2 separate regions of the Homo sapiens genome follow, and region 1 is linked to region 2. A link is a loop called in an ENCODE intact Hi-C map of the cell type or tissue named here. Cell type or tissue: K562. All regions are shown on one strand. Links, peaks and the distances in the headings refer to the core of each region. The heading gives the core; the rest is flanking DNA.

Region 1 (2,898 bases), core at 243-2,742, 520 kb before region 2:
CAAACTGCCCTCTGATAAGACATCGGCTATCTAAGCTTGTGGGTGCTCCCTTTCTGCCAGCAGTTCTGGTTCTTAAGAAAATCGCCATCAATCAGACATGAAAACTCTGGCTCCAAAAATAGCATTTTCTTTGTGCAAATAAAAACGTGTGTATCAAGTATGATGTTCCCCCCAACGTGGACACACTCGGTTCCTCACAAAGCCAAGCCCGCTGCAGCTGCCACATCTGTGGACACACTCGGTTCCTCACAAAGCCAAGCCCGCTGCAGCTGCCACATCGGTGGACACACTCGGTTCCTCACAAAGCCAAGCCCGCTGCAGCTGCCACATCCCTGGACACACTCGGTTCCTCACAAAGCCAAGCCCACTGCAGCTGCCACATCCCTGGACACACTCGGTTCCTCACAAAGCCAAGCCCGCTGCAGCTGCCACATCGGTGGACACACTCGGTTCTTCACAAAGCCAAGCCCGCTGCAGCTGCCACATCGGTGGACACACTCGATTCCTCACAAAGCCAAGCCCACTGCAGCTGCCACATCCCTGGACACACTCGGTTCTTCACAAAGCCAAGCCCGCTGCAGCTGCCACATCCCTGGACACACTCGGTTCTTCACAAAGCCAAGCCCGCTGCAGCTGCCACATCCCTGGACACACTCGGTTCCTCACAAAGCCAAGCCCGCTGCAGCTGCCACATCCCTGGACACACTCGGTTCCTCACAAAGCCAAGCCCGCTGCAGCTGCCACATCGGTGGACACACTCGGTTCTTCACAAAGCCAAGCCCGCTGCAGCTGTCACATCGGTGGACACACTCGGTTCTTCACAAAGCCAAGCCCGCTGCAGCTGCCACATCGGTGGACACACTCGATTCCTCACAAAGCCAAGCCCACTGCAGCTGCCACATCCCTGGACACACTCGGTTCTTCACAAAGCCAAGCCCGCTGCAGCTGCCACATCCCTGGACACACTCGGTTCTTCACAAAGCCAAGCCCGCTGCAGCTGCCACATCCCTGGGCTTATGGTGCAGCAGGTGCTTTTTTCAAGACAGGAATCAAAATGTTAGGAACACGGCAGAAAGGTGACACCTGGAGACCAAACGCAGGATGAGGAGTACTGCAGAGGTCACAGGGAAGTCACAGAACAGTAATACGCTAGCAGGGGCATGGGGCGTGAAGAACAGAAGAAGAGAGGAAGTGTTTCCGAGCCTCCAGAAAAGAAATCAGAGCCAAGCACAGCTTCCCGGGTCACAGAACCAATTCATTCACCAGGTGGCACTACTGCCATCATTTCAGCTTCTGGCCACTGGGAGGCGCTGCTCGAAAGGATTTGCCCTGAGACTCTGAGAAGAAGCTGTGGGAAGGACAGCAGGGGTCCCGGGGTTTTAGCCTCTGGCCCAGGAGTTATGTGTCCATAACCAAAGGGAGCACAGTCTGCACCCAGCTCTAATCCCATCGGAGCTGCTGCGACTCCCGCAGGTTCTTCCGGAACTGGTTTAGCTTGCCCGCAGGATCAGGAAAGTTTGAGAAAAGCACCTGCAAAAAAATAAAGAGCAGAGCTTACCTCATTGCCTGTCCCCACCCCATCCCATGTCACCACCTGGCTGACCCCAGGTCCCCTACCCAACAACAACCCCTCCCAAGTTCCTAACTCCCTCACTTGGACTCGAGACTCTTCATGCCCCAGCAGCGCTCTGCCTCCAACTTGACATCATGCTTTCTGGAAACTTCCCCGTATGTCCCACTTTCCCACACTTGGTGCCCTGGAGCACCTCCTGGCCTCTACATGCTGTATGTTCCCCTGCGAGCACCCTCCTCTTGGCCTCCGGCCAAGTCCCACCCATCTGTGGGTAACAAGGGGGTGTCGGTGTTCTTTTCAGCCTTGCTAAACTGTCTGAATCAAGGATCACAAACTACAGCCTGCAGGCCAAATCCAGCCCACAGCCTGTGTTTGTAAATAAAGTTTTATTCGAACAAAGCCACACCCCTTAATCGACAGATGATCTGTGGCTACTTTCACACCACAACAGAGTACCATGGTTCTGACAGAGACTGGGGGACCCAGTCTAAATGACTTCTGACCTGGACCTTTACTGAAAATCCTGCCAATCATTCTGTTGGCAAGAATGATGTATTACTTTTAGCAATAAGAAACAAGTAACCTTTGCAGAATTCCACCCATCTTTCAAGGCTGGTCCCAGAAGCTCCCTTTGCCCACGCACCTACCTGACCCTGATCACTTCCTAAACTGCAGCCCGGCCCACCCGGCTCCAGCATCATTTGTGGAATGTCAGCTCCATAAATCCAGAGGGCAGGTGGGGGTGTGTCCTAACTTTCCCGAGCTTACTGTACCGAAACGGGACAGCAGAGTGGGCCGGACTCTGTGACCTCTGCTCCCTCCCTAGCTTTTCCGCCAGACCCCACATGGTCCCACCCTGGCTGTGGGAAGCAGGGATCAGGGAGCGTGGCTCGGTGCCAGCCTCCAGAACCCTCCCCACCCTGGCGTGGTGGCAGATGTGGCTACCTGCAGCTGAGCTGCCAGTTCCTCTGAGTCCTCAAAGACCAGGCCATTTTCTTCATGTTTCACCAGCTCATGTAAACTGCAGAGAGAACCAAGGGAGCCTGAGAGCTGCCTGGAGAAGACACCAGACCCCTGGGGTGCCCACCTGGGCTCCCCCCAACAACCCATGCTCAAGCCAGGCTGGGGGTTGGAACAGGGGGTGTGGTTTCTGGGAGCTGGTTCTTAGATTTGGCATCTGAAGGGTATAAAGGCCTGGGGGGGTGCACATCGAAATGGCCAAACCGATTTGAGGAGGGAGCCTTAAGGAGGGTTTCTACCTTCTGTGCTGGATGCTCTTCAAGGACTGAAGAATTATTTTTGCATGTTTTGCTTAATTCCATGGC
Region 2 (2,898 bases), core at 130-2,629:
CCAAACCCCTTTCACCCTGCCTGCCTGTTTACATGGCAGGGGTGTAGGTGCCTTTCCTCCCCGCCAGCCCACATCTCTGGGTATAGAGTGAATGTCCAGTTTTCATTACAGCACAGCTGGAGGGGTGGCCAGTGGCAGCTCTCTGCCCTGCCTGCCCCTCTAGGTTGGAGGGAGAGGCTGATGATGGTGAGGGTAGTGGCATCCTCAAGAGGAAGGCCGCTGTGCCAGGCACATACTGACTTGCCCTTTAAGCCTCATCAGAAGCTTTACAGATGAGAAAGAAGAGGCACAGAGAGGTTAAGCAACTTGCCCAAGGACACACAGCTAGTAAGAGGCAGATGCTCTGCCCAACTCCACAGCCTACTTGTTTGCTGCTGGCCAGGCAGTGCCTGTCCCCTGTTCCCCATACTGTTCCCCTTGCTGGGCCAATGCTGAGGAGCAGGTCTGATAGCCTCCAAGGTGAAGCCAGCTCCTGAGCTGCAGCCCCAAGCCCTGCAGCCCTCTCCAGCGCCCTCCCCTGGGCCCATTCTCTGCTCACTCTCTGAGCTCGGCCTGTGTGCCGCCACCTCCCTAACCACTTCCCCAGCTGCCCTGATTGCTGGCCCCCAGCTCCCAGCCAGAAGCAGGACTATGATTCCTTGTTGTTCCGAAGCAGCCAGGGCACAGTTGTGCTCAGGACTGAAGGGTGTGAGTGTCCATACGTGCCCAGGCAGTGACCACGCGGTGGGCAGGTGCAGGCCCGACACAGAGGCTGCAGCCTCGGGGCTGGCTGTCACCTAGGGGCTCCGGGCAGCAGCGCCAATGGCGGGAACGAAGGCAGAGGGCGCCGGGCTGCCGGCCGGGCCTGCGGGGGGATAGGGCAGGAAGAGGAAGAGGAGGAGCTGGGGATGAGGAGGGAAGGAAGGAGGAGGGAGGGGAGGAGGGGCAGGGGGAGCAGAGAGGAAATGGGGGAGGGGCGGCAGGGCGGGTACCCACCTCTCCGCAGAGCGGGCTCTTTGTCTCCCCTCCCCCACCCCCTGGAGACGGGCGAGGCCCACGTGCTGTTTCCCACTGAGGTGCGAGTGACACCGCCCCACCCCCAGATCCGAGGGGTGTTGGGGTTTGTGAAAAATGCGCTCCTGCCCGCTGCAGCCCGGACAGCCACACTGGGCAGAGCCCCCATCTTACACTTGAGGGGACTCGGGGCCAGAGAGCAAGGCCCTGGCCCAAGTCACCCCCAGGTGTGAGGCATGAATGAGGTGGGTGGGGGTCCTGGTGGCTGTGCCGTTTCGGGACGCCAGGGGGCAGCAGGCGCCCAGCTTCAGCCCTCAGGCTCCAGGCTCCAGTGGGCGGGAGGCTGCTTGGCTTCTGGCTGCCCCTGCGGCTGGGGAAGGGGGCACGGGCAACCTCTTGGTTGAGCATCTACTCTGAGCAGCCCTCGCCTGTGGGGTGCAGCCACCTGGGAGTGTGTTAACCTGGGAGGCCGCCAGGGCAAGCCTGCCGTCACCTCCTGGCCTCTGCGCTCGGTCTGGCCAACTGCCCTGGCTTCAAAGCTCAGCCAGGAGGAGGTGGAGAATGGGAGGGAGGAAGGAATGAAGGAAAGAAGGAAGGAGTTAAGTGTTGGGGGCTCCCCTCCTTCTCTGACCCTGGAGGTCAGTGGGGCGGGACCCCAGCCCAGGGCAGGAGGTGGCTTCACTGTCTCTGACTTGCTGGGGGACCCTAGGCCGGTCACTCCACCTCTCTGGGCCTCAGTTTCCTGCACAGGAAAGTAATAGGATTCAGAGAGGTCACGCCATGTAGCAGGCGCTTTTAACTGACATCTGAAATACAGTCTCCCTCAAGGCCTGGGAAGCCCCTTCACCCCCGAGGGCCCAGTAGGGGTGAGGCTTCCTCAGTAACTGCAGGCCCCTCCTCCTGCAGTGGAGGAGGGAGTGGTGGGGTGCATCTGGGGGCCCTCATGCCACCTCTCTGGAGGCATCCCCACTCTCTGGCATTTCAAATAGGCCCTGAGCTTCTCTGAACGCTGTGGCTTGGGTGTGGAAAGCAGGGTGGGAGGGAGTGGCTTGGAGAGGCTTTGAGGCCCTGGCGCCCCCCGTAGGCAGGAGATGCTGGTCACAGGGGTCTCCCCGAGCTCCAGCAGGAAGTCAGGGGGCTTGGTGGGAAGGGAGATCTGCTCACACCAGATTTGTTTTTCCTGCTGTTTCCCTGATAAAGTGAGCCACTGGGCCTGGGACCCCTGTGTCTGTGTCCTGTGGATTGGCAGGGAGAGGAGGAAAGGCCTGGTGGGCTCAGAGCTGGCTGCAGGGGTGTCTGACATAGGTCCCCACATGTCCTTGAGACCCTCCTCGGTACCTGCTTCCTAGCCCGGGAGCCCCCTTCCTAGCCCAGAAAGGCGCCGTGTGAAGCCCACGATGACCAGTGGCCCTCGGTTTCCTGGAACATTCAGTGCCGAAACCAGCAGTCTCAGGCAGGCTGGGACCAGGGGGTCCCTCTCTTCCAGACCCCAAGGGAAGCAGCCCCTGGTCCCGTTCTGGAGCAGGGGTGACTGTTCCCTATTCCCACTGGGCCTCTCCTCAGGGCCTGCCCAGCTCCGCCCATCGGTTCCTGGGGAGTGAGGACCCCTGGCCGGAACCCCCAGCACAAGGCAGTCCCTGTAATCGGAGCTTGTGCCGCATGTGGCCACGTCACCGCAGGGAGGCCGGCACCTGCGGAGGACGTGCCTGGCAGCCGCCCCAAGAACAGCCTGTCCTGGGGGGCGGGGCGAGCCTTGCGCGCGGGGAACTGGTGCGGGGGAGCTCTCCTGGCCCAGCATGGCCCCCCGCCAAGTGTGTGCTGAGCCGCCTGTTGCGGGAGGGGGGGCCTTGGGTTAATCTGTCACTCCCCATGCCCCTGGGGCCTCTGGGCTGGATGACTCCCCAC

The links. Hi-C counts contacts between places; a loop is a spot of excess contacts. Peaks named below come from ENCODE experiments on the same cell type or tissue, not always from the same donor. Only the 100,000 strongest peaks of a DNase experiment are listed, where the experiment ranks them.
Region 1: it touches region 2 in a loop (6-fold over the local background); 3 of 110 quality-filtered maps call a loop at or near these places.

What each region holds. Positions count from the first base shown.
Region 1 is chr11:3,407,318-3,410,215 of GRCh38, reverse strand. It overlaps the pseudogene TSSC2 and the pseudogene FAM86GP. Among named protein-coding and RNA genes, the nearest start is that of ZNF195, 30 kb to the right of the region's middle. RefSeq lists enhancers at 1-429, 430-930. In K562, for the core only: a CTCF peak has its summit at 1,300 (motif pointing right); a DNase peak (open chromatin) is centred at 1,327.
Region 2 is chr11:2,890,626-2,893,523 of GRCh38, reverse strand. The region is part of intron 2 of SLC67A1-AS (SLC67A1 antisense RNA); the gene reads left to right. Among named protein-coding and RNA genes, the nearest start is that of CDKN1C, 6.3 kb to the right of the region's middle. RefSeq lists an enhancer at 890-1,689. In K562, for the core only: CTCF peaks have their summits at 517 (motif pointing left), 1,271 (motif pointing right) and 2,076 (motif pointing left); DNase peaks (open chromatin) are centred at 523, 933, 1,263 and 2,043; H3K4me3 peaks cover 1,687 bases.